Regions from separate parts of the Homo sapiens genome. Here region 2 is linked to region 1. Evidence: chromatin loops called from intact Hi-C (ENCODE). Cell type or tissue: MCF 10A. All regions are shown on one strand. Links, peaks and the distances in the headings refer to the core of each region. The heading gives the core; the rest is flanking DNA.

Evidence for each region. Peaks named below come from ENCODE experiments on the same cell type or tissue, not always from the same donor. Only the 100,000 strongest peaks of a DNase experiment are listed, where the experiment ranks them.
Region 2: a loop joins it to region 1, with 5 times the contacts of the local background. A loop is called at or near these places in 15 of 110 quality-filtered maps.

The regions. Positions count from the first base shown.
Region 1 is chr6:100,489,594-100,496,750 of GRCh38, reverse strand. No RefSeq gene overlaps it. Among named protein-coding and RNA genes, the nearest start is that of SIM1, 28 kb to the right of the region's middle. In MCF 10A, for the core only: no CTCF peak of the experiment used is centred there; a DNase peak (open chromatin) is centred at 3,350.
Region 2 is chr6:100,661,330-100,668,486 of GRCh38, reverse strand. It overlaps ASCC3 (activating signal cointegrator 1 complex subunit 3), which reads left to right. Exons shown (of 42, transcript NM_006828.4): 15 at 5,951-6,142; 16 at 6,457-6,681. Among named protein-coding and RNA genes, the nearest start is that of SIM1, 200 kb to the right of the region's middle. In MCF 10A, for the core only: a CTCF peak has its summit at 4,012 (motif pointing right); no DNase peak of the experiment used is centred there.

The DNA of each region.
Region 1 (7,157 bases), core at 759-5,758:
CTCTACAATAAAATAACCTGATTCTCAAAGTGACAAAGGTCTTAAATAGACATTTTTCCAAAGAAGATACACAAATGGCCAATAAGCATATGACAAGATGCTTAACACCACTAATCATTAGAGAATTGAGAATCAAAACCACAATGAGATACCACTTCACACTCACTAGGATGGCTAACCAAAAAATAATAAAATAAACAAACAAAAAATAACCAGTGTTGGTGAGAATGTGGAGAAATTAGAACCCTTATCCACTGTTGGTAGGAAAGTAAAGTGGTACAACCACTGTGGAAAACAGTATGACAGTTCTTCAAGAAAATAAAAACAGGATTACCATAAGATCCAGCAATTCCGGAAAAATTGAAAGCAGGGTCTTGAAGAGATATTTGTATACTCATGTTCATAGCAGCATTGTTCACAATACCCAAACCTTAGAAGCAACCCAAGTGTCTGTCAAAGGATGAATGAATAATCAAATGTGGTACATACATACAATGAAATATCATTCTGCCATATGATATGATGTGGATGCAACTTGAGGATATTATGCTAAATGAAAGAAGCCAGTCACAAGAAGATAAATATGCTTTGATTCCACTGATATAAATTACCTCATATATATGAGTAGTCAGATTTACAGAGACAGAAAGTAAAATGGTGGTGCCAGGGCCAGGGAGGAAGGAAAATAGGGAGTTATTGTTTAAAGGGTAAAGAGTTTCAGTTTTTCAAGATGAAAAGAGTTCAGGAAATGGTAGTGGTAGCTGCACAGGAATATGAAGGCACTTAATACCACTAAACTATATAGTATAAAATGGTTAAAATGGTAAATTTTATGTTATATACATTTTTTACCCTAACACAAAATGTGCACTAAAAAAAAAATCAACTGCTTTGAATCAAAGATGATAAATTACAAGAAAAACAAATGGCACCTGATATGGTTTGGCTGTGTGTCCCCACCCAAATCTCATCTCAGATTGTGATCCCCACATGTGGAAGTGTGGAAGGAGGGACCTATAATCCCCATATGTCAAGGGAGGGAGGTGATTGGATCATGAAGGCAGTTTCCCCCATGCTGTTCTCATGATAGTGAGTGAGTTCTCACGAGATCTAATGGTTTTATAAGCATCTGGCATTTCCTTTGCTTGCACTTCTCTTTCTGGTCACCATGTGAAGAAGGTCCTTGCTTCCCCTTCACCTTCCGCCATGATTGTTTTTTGAAGCCTCCCCAGCCATGTGGAACTGTGAGTCAATTAAGCTTCTTTCCTTTATAAATTAACCAGTCTCGGGTACGTCTTTATATCAGTGTGAGAACAGACTAATACATCACCCACAGGTTTATTTAAAAGTTCAGGATAATACACTATGGAGTCAGAGTTCTATATAAGCAAAAGCAAACTTTCTAAGCAGAAAGCTTACCAAATCATTTCACCAGTTTATCCCATTGAAAACATACTTCAATAACCTATTAAATGCTCAATCTGGAAATCATTGTTTCTAGATATTTTATTAAATGGGGTGGAGCAACTAATTTTCATTCGTGCATCCTTTGCTACTCCTTTTTCTGCCAGAACCCACACCCGCAAATTAGGTGAGAGTCAGGTCTTCTCATAGTATGAGGGTGAATTAGCATCCCTGACACTCAGCCTAAGACAATGCTAAAATGTTATTGATTGGTTGAGTAGCAGTCACTTTGTGACACCCAAGCCCCCAGTAAAGTGAAACCCAAGCAAAACTGGAAACCAAAGAGCCAAGTCTTCTTTCTCCCTCATTTCCGACATCTGTTTGCCAAACACTTGAACCCAACCTTTCAAGCCCAAAGGAAATAGCATAAAAAGGTTTTAATTATCTGTAATTTGCTCATTATTTTTTATGATGAAATATTTCAAACCTATTTAAAATGAGAAATTAACAAAACGGACATCCCTCTATTGTCTCCCAAATTTATTGAATTATAACATTTTCCACACTTAATTAATAAAGAGAAATAAAACATTAGATGTATAGTTGGTGTCCTGATGTACCCTTTTCCAATGCTGTTCTCTTCTTCCATTCCAGAGCTAGTCCTTATTCTGAATTATTATCTTTTGTGTACATGTTTTAAACTATTACTGATATTACCACATAATTTTGTTCTGTGTTTTTATACTATTCTCACATACCGTATATCCAAAAGTAGTACACAGCAGTTGTGGTGGGCAGCCTCCAAGATGGCGCCCATTGATCCATGCCTCCTTGTGCTCACACCTGTGGGCAATCCCTTCCCCTTGAGTGTCTGCTGGACTTAAGAGATTCACCTCTAATGACTAGAATACATAATGGGATGTCACTTCCAAATGTAGGTGATAAGAAGACTAATTTCCATTTGGGTATTCTCTGTCTTGCTCTCTCTTGGTTGATCACTTACAAGAGAAGCCAGCTGCTATGTCCCACTTTGTCATGGGGCAGCCCTGGGGAAAGACCCACATAAGTATACATGGAAGTAGACCCACTGAGGCCTGCAAATAGCCATGGAAGATAGCCTGTAAGCAGCCTCATGAGAGATCCTGAGCCAGAAGGAACCAGCTCAACCACTCCTGGAGCCTTGACCCACAGAAACTATGATGAAATAAATATGTATTCTTTTAAGCTGATACATTTGGAAGTATTTTGTTACACTGCAATAGACAACTAGTATGGCAGAGTCTAGAATTTTGTAAACTTTTTTCACTGAATATGGTTGTTGAGATTTATCAATGTTGATACATGAAGCTGTAGTTTAACTACATGTATGAATATATCATAGTTTATTCACTCATTTTTAAGTTCATGAGCTTTTATATTTGTTTCCAATATATGCTACTACAAGTAAAATTCCTGCAACAAATATTTTTCTCACTTCTCAGCTAATCATTTCTAATTTCATAAAAATCACAAAGCCAACCAATATGCAAGTTCAGATTCTTCAGTAATCAAAATAAATTAGACACGAGGAATTTATGATTTGTCTACACTAGTATGACATGTTTACATTTTTAAGTCAATATTTAATCTACCAAGGTGAAGCCCTGGATTTCTCCACAAAAACTGATCTATGTAGGTGATATTGGAACTGTAGAATAAAGGTGACCATTGAAGCATATTCCAATCCAAAGCTGAGGCACACAGGTAGCAGTTTCTCATAATTAGCCCTGATTTGAAAAAAGTTGACCTAGTTAGCGTGCTTTTCCTTCTCTGCTGTTCTAAGATGAGAAGTACTGCAGAATTTCCCAATAGATGTTTCTTTTGTGACTCAGTAGGAGACTTCTCACAGGTGCATTCTCTAGTAGTCACATGAAGAAAAGTCAAGATGCAGAGCCCCTCCTCACACTGCCCTCCTGAGCCAGGAAATGGCCGGCTCTGCCCCGCGGCTATACAGTGGGGCTCCTGAGATGCCTGTTACTCTCTTTGGACTACAGGGGTGAAGTTGAAGTTGTAAACCTCCTAAGAAATGGGAACATGCCCTGTCATGATCTCTCCTGGCAAAACAGGACTGGTTAAAATGTCATCATGAATTAACAAGCGTGCCTGCATGCTTCATGATGTGACAAAGGTCTTAAAAGATTCTCTTTTATTTTTGATTTACAGACTTTTGAAGCTGATATTAAATATTATTCCTCCCATAAAGTGTATTTGGTAAAATGGTATCACTTTAGCAGGCTCAGTTATTTGTATTAAACATATTTCTTGATGTTTTTATATTTCCTATCACATATTGATAGGAAAAGAGAAACTAGCAAATGATGACCTCCCAGTTTTAGCTATAGCCATAGAAGCGAAGCACCCCCAACACCACTACCACCCCCGTTGAAACATAAAAGTGCTAAATAAAGAAAAGACAGCTTTGATGAGAGATGCAAATACAGCAACACCCCCACGATGAAGGACTTTGAATGACTGTCATTTTGATGCACACCCGAATGGGTGATCTATTTAAAGGGATGTCAGGCTTGTCAAAGCACCGCAGTAACCACTTCACCACAACCTAAGATTTATTCAAGAAAAATCAAAAAGATCACGTATAACATTCCTTCATTATTTGAATCCTTTTTAGAAGCAATCCATATCTCTCTCACAATATATACCACAACTCATGTGCATCAATAGAAGAAATACATACTAAGCAAAATCTGCAACCAAAATTGTATTATCCAGATGCTTCTGAGCAGAAGAGGCAACAAAGATCGGCCATAGGCAGTCTCCCTGGCCCTTTGGTCCTGTGCAGCTTCCACCTCGGTCTTGCACACTGCGGCCTCCCCCCGAGCCTGCCCCCACAGCAGAGCCTCTCTCAGGACACGAGTTTACTTTGTCTCCTCACCTGCATAGCACACAGCCTTGTGTATCAGAAGTGTTTGAAAGATGACTGTGGAACAAATACAAATTTAAACTTACAGGCTTAAGGATTAAAATAGACAATCAACTGACAGAGAAAAATGAACTGAAAGTTTTCTTGAGCACCCATTATGCTCATTGTCCCATCTTCTTTTAAAAGGATCAGTTGAGGTGTCTCCGGCGAAGGTCAACAGAACAAAATGAGGTTACCGAATATCCTTCCTGCTTGCAGGTCATTAGGCAGACAAATGCCTTCCTGTGGCGGGAAAGCTGATATGAAAGAGAGCAAAGTAAGCACAGAATCTAGGAAATTAAAGGTATTTTTCAGGCAATGAGTTCAGCGGTAAAACCCAGTCCCTGACGTCTAACAGACCCTGCTGGAGAATATTTTACAGCCTCCGCCCCAGACTGCTATTCATTTAACAACACATTCGTTACTAAATGTGCATTGTCTAAAGAACTCAATGCTCTCCATAGAATAATTCTGGAAGGCTATCAGAGGAATTTATGAGCAGTGGCTTCTGAGGAAGGGACTGCAGGGAGAGACTTAATGTTTAATGTTTTGCACCATTTGATTTTTTTTTAACCTTATGCTTACACAGTTTTTTCCATTAAAAATAGTTGTTTGAAAATGTTTGATTTAAAAAAAAACACTCAAAATCATAATATGCCTCAAACAAACATAACAAAACCAAAACATAGCACTTACTGTTTCCTTTACAAGCTGCTTCACTAGCTGTACATCTGAGAGGTCCGTGGAGAGTTAAGGAGAAAGCTTTAATTTCCTGCCAAGGACAGCTTTGGGGAAAAGGGGGTTATTTCTTGTTCACACATGTGAAAACACCCTCCTCAGAGGAGACACAGGTTCTCTGAAGGGTTTGCAGGGTATGGAGATGTCACAGTTGTGCCCAAAGCCCTCAAGTCTTCTATGACTTTAACCTGAGTGGATGGTCACCAGGGCTGGCTCCGTATAAAAGGATGATTAAAACAAAGTCAGATTCAGTATTGTGCTTTAGGGAGAAAAACTGAATATTTCCGGGAAAGGGGTTTTATTTTTGTGCATTTTCTACTTAAAAAATCTCAGCCAGGCGTGGTGGCTCACACCTGTAATCCCAGCACTTTGGGAGGCCGAGGCGGGTGGATAATGAGCTCGGGAGTTTGAGATCAGCCTGGCTAACATAGTGAAACCCCGTCTCTACTAAAAATACAAAAAATTAGCTAGGCATGGTGGTGGGCGCCTGTAATCCCAGCTACTCCGGAGGCTGAGGCAAGAGAATCACTTGAACCCAGTAGGCGGAGGTTGCGGTGAGCCGAGATTGCAACACTGTACTCCAGCCCAGGCAACAGTGTAAGTCTCCATCTCAAAAAAAAAAAAAAATCTCAAGGTGATTTCTCTCCTTTCACCCCTGTTCTGGGTTGAATTGTGTTCCCCCCAAATATATGTTGAAGTTCTAATTCCCAGGACCTCAGAATGTGAACTTATTTGGAAATAGGGTCTTTACAGTGCCTTCCACAGTTAAAAAGGGGTCATTAGGATGGGCCTTAATCCAACATGACTGCTGTCCTTATCAAAAGGGGAGGTGTGGACAGACACACATAGAAGGCAGATGATGTGAAGAGACACAGAGAGGATGCCACTAGAACAAGAAGGCCGAGATTGGAGTTATGCTGCCATGAGACAAGGAGCATGTGGGGCTACAAGAAGCCAGAAAAGGCAAAGGAATATCCTTCCCCTACAACAGCAGTCCCCAACCATTTGGCACAAGGGACCAGTTTCTTGGAAGGCAATTGTTCCACGGACTGGGAGGGGAATGGTTTCAGGATGATTCAAGTGCATTACATTTATTGTGCACTTTATTTCTATTATTATTACAGTGTAATATATAATAAAATAAATTATACAACTCACCATAATGTAGATTCAGTGGGAGCCCTGTGCTTGTTTTCCTGCAACTAGACAGCCCTGTCTTGGGGTGATGGGAGACAGTGACAGATCATCAGGCATTAGATTCTCATAAAAAGTGTGCAACCTAGATCCCTGGCAAGCACAGTTCACAATAGGGTTCATGCTCCTATGAGAATCTAATGCCACCATTAATCTGACAGGAGGCGGAGCTCAGATGGTAACACGAGCAATGGGGAGCAGCTGTAAACACAGATGAAGCTTCACTTGGTCACCTGCAGCTCACCTCCTGCTGTGCAGCCTTGTTCCTAACAGGCCAGGGACCACTACTGGTTTGTGTCCTGGGGCTTTGGAACCCCTGTCTTTCAGGTTTCAAGGGAGTATGGTCCCCCTACTGACAACTTGATTTTAGACTTCTAACCCTTGGAACTGTAGCACAATGCATTTCTGTTGTTCTAAGCCATTCAATTTTTGATAGTTTTTAATGGAAACCGTGGGAAACTAATGCAATCAATCCTTCCCTGTAACTTCTGTGTTTCAGAGGCTCTTGGTGAATCCTGCAAAGACTCAGTGCCTGCAGCTCTTGCCTCATTCAGTGCCTTGTATTTTGCCTCCCTGCTCTTAGTCCTCTCATGCTTCCTGCACCTATAGGCCCGGCTCAGTTAGTCTCTGTGCTTGGCAGACCTTCCACCCCTTTGTGGCAGTGGACCTCTTGCTTATCCTCAAGTGTCAGCCCACAGGCATCTCCTCAGGCTGACTGAATGTTCATTCCCTGCTCTTCCCTCGTCCTGCCTGTACCTCGTGGCTGCACCTGCCATGATGCTGAAAGCATGTATGGATCTGCATGGCTCAGTGGAGGGCAACCACCCCCTCAAGCCCTCAGAGCAGGTGCCAGGTCTCCTTC
Region 2 (7,157 bases), core at 1,114-6,113, 170 kb before region 1:
GCTGTTAAATTTAACTCTTAAATTTTCTTTCATTATTTTTATCATTTTAGAGTTTTCTGTCACTTCTAGGTTAAATATTAGTAACAATATTTTCCTAGAAAATCATCCATTCCAAACAGTTTAAGTGAAATGCACTGAATTTTACAAAGTGCTCTTTTCTGATTCTTTTAAACTGTAGTATATTTCTTTCATATTCTTTCAAATTGTGATATTTTCGTTTTGCTGATATTGGGTCTTGTGCTTGTGCTGTTGTACTTGTGTACAGCTATACAGATTATTTTACTTAAAGACCAGGTAGTAAACATTTTAAGCTTGTAGACATATGATCTCTCCCACAACTATTCATTCAGCCCTCCTGTTGTAGCTCAAGCAGCCTTAGACAATCTGTAACAAATTGATATGGCTGTTTTCCAATAAGTTTTATGTACAAAAACAGGTAGTTGGCACATATTTTGCCAGCTCCTTCTCTAGTCAGTAATGGCCACTGTCTATTTTTGTTTGATTTTTTTCTTTTAAGGTAAGAGTGTTAATTTTTTTTCTCAATTTCACAATCTTTAAATCATTGGTTCTACCAATGATTACCTAACTGGTCTCCCTTATTTCTCTCCTTCTCAGAAATCTTCAGTGGCTTTCCATTTATTTAGAAGAAAAGCCCAAGTCTTTATCCATGGATCACTTCAAACTCATGCGCAAAACATAATTTACTCCTGACCTTCTTAGTACCTAAGTTAAAGGCAATCATTGACTCTCCTCATTCTGTTTACCTTATCGTATATTCAGTGCACCAAGATAAGGATTAGCTTGAAACAATTCTAACTCCTTTTCTTTTATGTCATGTTCATCCCCCTTTCTAGACAGTCATCCAGTCTTGGTTACTTTCTAGCCAACTTTAACCTTGACTTTGTTTGGTTATTTCTGTTTCCCCTGCCTCCATCTTCTGCAGATTGCTGTAGTGGCCGATACCTGCTCTGGTCTTAGCACAACTGTGAAGTTACCTCTCTAAAGAACAAATCTGATACTGCTTAAAAACTTGAATTGGCTCCTTTTCCACCTATGTTCAAGACAATGTAAAGCCTGACCCCAATCCTTTTTTCTAGCTTAATTTTCTTAATTTTTGCCCCACACCCTCTGAACAGAATGCCCTCCAAACACACTGTGTGTGCTCTTTAATAATTCCCAGCTTAGGTACTTATATATCCTGCTGCCTACCTTTCCCCATTTAGCAGTTTATCCCTTGTCCTTCAAGACTCACGTTTCACATTTTCTGTAAAGACTTCTTTGATCAAACTATCAGATCACTGATTCATTCATTCAGGGAATGTGTAGTATCAGTATGAAGAAGGCACCCTGCCAAATGTTAGCGATACAAATGTAAATAAGACATAATTTTGTCATAAATGACAATATCATGTCATAAATAACAAAGTTTCATCTTGGTCCCTGTACCTCTATCATAAACACATTATATTTAATAGAAATCACTTGTATATGAGTCTGTCTTCCTTACCAGTCTGCAAATTATCCAAAGCTCAGATTTTGTCTTAAATTTCTTTGAATTCCTAGGATCTAATATATGATAAATACATGTTTCTTATTGATCTTCTCTTTGATTCTTTACAGTGCTTTTTTTTTGTCTGTTAGTGACTATCATGTTTCATAAATTTGTTAGGAGGTACTCTTCTTAGGAATGTAAATAATTTAGTACAATAACAAATACGAGGTTGCTTAGCACTAAATAGTCTCATGAGGTCAAATTGTACAGCTGTATTATAACACAGGTGGATAAAAACATCATTGCAAATATCCTTCTGTAAAAAACTCGCTCCTTATACTTTTGTGTGCAGTAGAATCACTTGAGGAGCTGATTAGATATGCACATCCAAGAACATGGAAGATGTTTAACATCATTAACTGTTAAGGAAACTTATGTTAAAACCATGGTAAGATACTACCACACACCTGTTACAATTGCTAAAATAAAAAATAATAATTATATAATGTATGGGAAGCTGGCAAGTATGGGAAGCAACTGGAACTGTTATACAATGCTGATGCAAATGCAAAATGTTAAAATTCTCCAGAAATGCTTTGGCATTTTTATAAAAGTAAACATACATTAACCATGTGACCCGTAAGATTCATGCCTGGTATTTACTTTGGAGGAATGAAATCATATTAATATATACAAAAAAGTGTACATGAATGTTTATAAATGTTCTGTTTATAATTGTGAAAACTGGAAACAACCCCCATGTCCTTCAGTGAGAGGTCCGATTAACAGACTGTAATGTGCCCATCTGTAGTACCGTGGAATACTACTCAGCAATAAAAAGGAATGAGATATTGATATATGCAACAACTTAGATGAATCTCAAAGCCATTAATCTGGGTGACAGAAACTAATTTCAAAAGTTTATAAGCTTTCTGACTCAATTTATATAGTGGTCTTGGAGAGACAAAACTATAGGGTTGGAGTACAGATTAGTACAGTGGTAGTAGTTGCGAAGAGTTTAACTATAAAGAAATAGCATGAGGGGGTTTTTTTAAGGTGGAGAAACTCCTCTTGATTATGATGGTAGCTACACAAATCTAACACAAATATGTCTTAAAATTCTTAGATGTGTACACTAAAAGTGGAAAAATAGTTTTGCTTTATGATGATTTTTAAAATCACATGAGGAACATCCCTGGGCCTCATCTCCAGGGATTCCAGTTCATTTTTTTTTCTTCTTTTTTTTTTGTTTTTTGAGACAGAGTCTCACTCTGTCGCCCAGGCTGGAGTTCAGTGATGTGATCTCGGCTCACTGCAGCCTCCACCTCCTGGGTTCAAGTGATTCTCTTGCCTCAGCCTCCCGAGTAACTGGGACTACAGGCACATGCCACCATGCCCGGCTATTTTTTTTTTGTTTGTTTGTTTGTTTTTGTTAGTAGAGACGGAGTTTCACCATGTTAGCCAGGATGGTCTTCATCTCCTGACCTCGTGATCTGCCTGCCTCACCCTTCCAAAGTGCTAGGATTACAGGCATGACCCACTGTGCCCGGCCAGATTCCAGTTCATTTTTGTTGTGAGCTAAGGCAGACCACAGATGGAAAATTCAGATTCAAAGATAGTTAAGAATAAAAAACCCAGACTTACTTTGATTGTTGTCACTTCAAGTCTGTAATGAACCAATAAAAAAAATGCACAGAGTATGCAAGAATAGAAATAGAAGTGACTCCTACCTCCTCCTAGTTCCTCACAGAGACCAGAGAGATATACCAAGTTGGTGGCCACTGACGCTGGTTGAATGTGAAACTGGCCACTGATGCTGGTTGAATGTGAAACCCATGTGATCAAGTGGGAGGTACTATGTCAGTACTCCAAGATCCACCTGCTACTTTATAAGAAACATCTCTATCACAGATACATACTTCCCTTGTTTAACTTCTTACTGTGTCATTGGTGCCACAGCAGTCCTAGCCATGTCTTCCCTCAAATGGGGTTTGACTAAGGAATCTATTTGTAAGAAGGACAGCAGAACATTTCAATGCAGGGAGCCCACAGAAAGCAGACTTAACCTAAAACCAAACAGCAATCCAGCAATATGATTTGAATATCACCTTCAACCAATAGTTTTAGTTTCCTCTGTTGGCTTTGAATATCCACTCTTGAATATTAGAAAAGAAATGAAGTAAGTGAAATGTTTCTCCTCTCCCTACCTTTAGCCTCTGAAGGAGCTCTTAGCAAATACACCACAATTGGACTTTTTTCCATATTCATAAGAGCTGCTTTAAGATTACAGTAACAATATTGCTTGTCTGAAAAGATGAAAGCTGAGGCAATGAGATCCAAGTGTAATTAGTCCTAAAGTATATGTATAAAATAATTTCTAACAGGCTGACTGCACTGCATAAGAATAAAGTAAGAATACACCCCCCTTGAAACTTTAAGAAGCTCTCCTCTTTTGTTATGTTTATATATGTATTTTGTTTTGGACCCTTAAGAGGCTCAAAATGTGTAAGTTGTTATTTACTTGGTTGGCCACTAGATGGTGTGGTTTGTTAATGCATTACTTTTGGTTTTATAATTGAAGCAGATTTCATGGAATACTATTTTCTTAGATAATTTTATTAGTTAAATATTATTAACTTAGAAGTTTAAAATTTTAAGTGACCTGAGAGATAATCAGTATGGCAAAGTCTAGAATGGAACCCCAGTCCCCTGAAATCTTACTCCCTGCCATTATCCAGCCCTTAAGTAAAAAGTGTAGGGAAAAAACTGTTCAAAAAGAAGCTCATGAATTGATAATGAGATTTTGAGACCAATAGCAAATAAACACATGATGTGATGGCCAAACAGAAGCTTTAACTATATAAACATTTCTTTAAATGTTAATCTAAGGTCTTTAATTTTTCTTAAAAATTCTGCCTATTGTATAGTGAATCTTCAGTGAGTCTTTTAAGACCTTCTGCTACAGCACTTACACAGGTGACATATAAGTATACTAAATCTCACCTCTGGGCTCAGATTAGGCCAAAGAACAGAACCAGAAGTAACATTATTACAGTAGTCCCCCCTTATCCATGGGGTATATTTCCAAGATATGAAACCACAGATACTAGTGAACTAACTTGATTGGTGTCAATTAAGTGCGTTTTTGTTTTCGTGTCTTCCACCCACAAATTTAAAGCCTTTTTCATCTTAACTATGTATCACACTGTAGCTGTAACTTGCAATTTGAGGTGCAACAGCAAAACTAACACAAATTTCTGTTTTCTTCTTTGTAATTTCACAACTAGAAGATTTGTTGCTCTTACCATCGATTTTAGCAACCTCAGCATACAATTTCGTTTTTATTCCCTTAAGTTGAAAACTTTCACCTTTTCACATAAAGGAAACACTTTATGGCTTCTCTCTGGCAAATTCAAGTTGCCAGCATCACTAATGTTGTGCTTCAGGGCCATTATTAAGTAAAATAAGGGTGACTTGCAAACACTGTGATACTTAAACAGTCAATCTGATAACCAAGCCTACTACTAAGTGACTAATGGGTGAGAAATGTCTACAGCTTATATATGCTGGACAAAGGGACGATTCATTTTCTGGGCTGGATGGAATAGGACAGTGTGAGATTTCATCATGCTACTCAGAAGAGCATGTAACTTAAAACATGATTTGTTTATTTCTGGAATATTCTACTTAATATTTTTGGACCACAGTTGACCTCAGGTAATGGAAACCACAGAAAGCAAAACTACAGATAAGGAAGGACTCCTCTATACTCAATGCACATCTATAGTTGAGGAGCTAAAACAGATGGTCAATGCTTTGCTATCAAAGATCACCAAGAACACAGCTGTAGGTGAACAAAGCTGGGTTTATTGACTTATCGCAATGAGGAATATCATAGGGGAAGCATCATGGGGATCTCAATAAGAAGGGAGAAGTCCTCAAAGGCAGTGGGTCTGAAGTAAAAGTGTAAAGGCTCTGAAGCAGATATGGACTTGTTGGAAAATATACTCAGAAAAGCCAGCCATTGTGGCTAGTGTGGATGAGGTAAGGGGATGAGATTGATTTCCATAGTCTTGCATTGTAATGACTCTGGCCTTTACTCTTAAGGAGTTGAGAAGCCACTGAGATTTAGTTTTATTTTGAATAGTGTATATTTTGAAGGCTAAGAAACAGGTAATACTGATTGATTGCAAAAAGGGACATCTGGATGAAAGAGACACTTGCTTTTCACCTCTTTCCTTTTGAATTTTGTGATATATTTTGGTATTACCTATTTTTTAAGATAGGTAACATTATTTTTTATGATTTTATATAAAGCATTATATACTAAGACCTAGTAATACCTTAAGATGCTTAAAAATAATTTTCTGATTTCTTTGATGAACTCATACAACAGAAATGCTAAAAACAATTGCTTTTAAATGCTAAATAATACTCTTACGCTTTCTTGGTATCTAGGTACAAAGGTCGAGAAATAAGCAAGTACGAGAATTATTCCCAGATGGTTTTAGTATTCATCATGCAGGAATGCTTCGGCAGGACAGAAATTTAGTTGAAAACTTGTTTTCTAATGGGCATATCAAAGTCCTAGTGTGTACAGCTACGTTAGCCTGGGGTGTCAATCTTCCCGCCCATGCTGTTATTATTAAGGTAAGAGCTTACCTTCCTTGATAAATGGATTTTGTGTGTGTCTTAAAGCAAGGCTCTGGGTTGACTTACATAGAAAAATATTGTGATTTGGCTGTTTCCTTGACTTTGAATGTTATTTATAAAAGGTCAGAATTATTTTCTCCAATAAGAATCTAGTTTATATTGTGAAAATTTTACTCTATCACAGATGATGAAAGGATTAGTTAAAGTACACTTTTGAGATCTTGCCATATTTGCCTAATTTCAGTATTCAGTTCATCAGGATTATATTTGTGTGTGTTTATGTAAATTTTTGTTAACTTTTCCTCATCTAGGGAACACAAATATATGCTGCAAAAAGAGGCTCCTTTGTTGACCTTGGAATTTTAGATGTCATGCAGATATTTGGTCGAGCTGGACGACCACAATTTGACAAATTTGGGGAAGGAATAATTATAACAACGCATGATAAACTCAGCCATTACCTCACTTTGCTCACTCAACGAAACCCAATTGAGAGTCAGTTTCTGGAAAGCCTTGCAGATAACCTAAATGCAGAGGTAAGATCTAATGAGTAAAAGTTTGGAATAGAATCATCAGCCTTAAGAATGACCAAGAAAGATGAAGATTGAGTTGGTTGCTGTTTTGTAGTGTTTAGGATTACAGCCTATGCCATATAAGTTATAAGACAAAACAGGGTGAATGGCATTATTGTTGATTAATTCAGAGGATTATAGAATGATAACTGATAAAAATCTATTGTTAAAAGACCATACTTTTAAACTATGAGGCTTTCCTAGAGACCAGAAATCTAACAAAGACTATAGAAAATATGGAAACAGAAATAGCAATAATAATTAATATTTGTATGGCACTTTTGCAAAGTTTTAAATGAAATTTTTACTAAAGGTTTAATGAAATTTATAAAACTCTTTTAGCTCTATTAGGTCAGTTGATTAACTTTGTTATACACAATGTGATTGAGCTAGATTATGATCATTTGTTTTGTGTGTGTGTGTGTGTGTGTGTGTGTGTG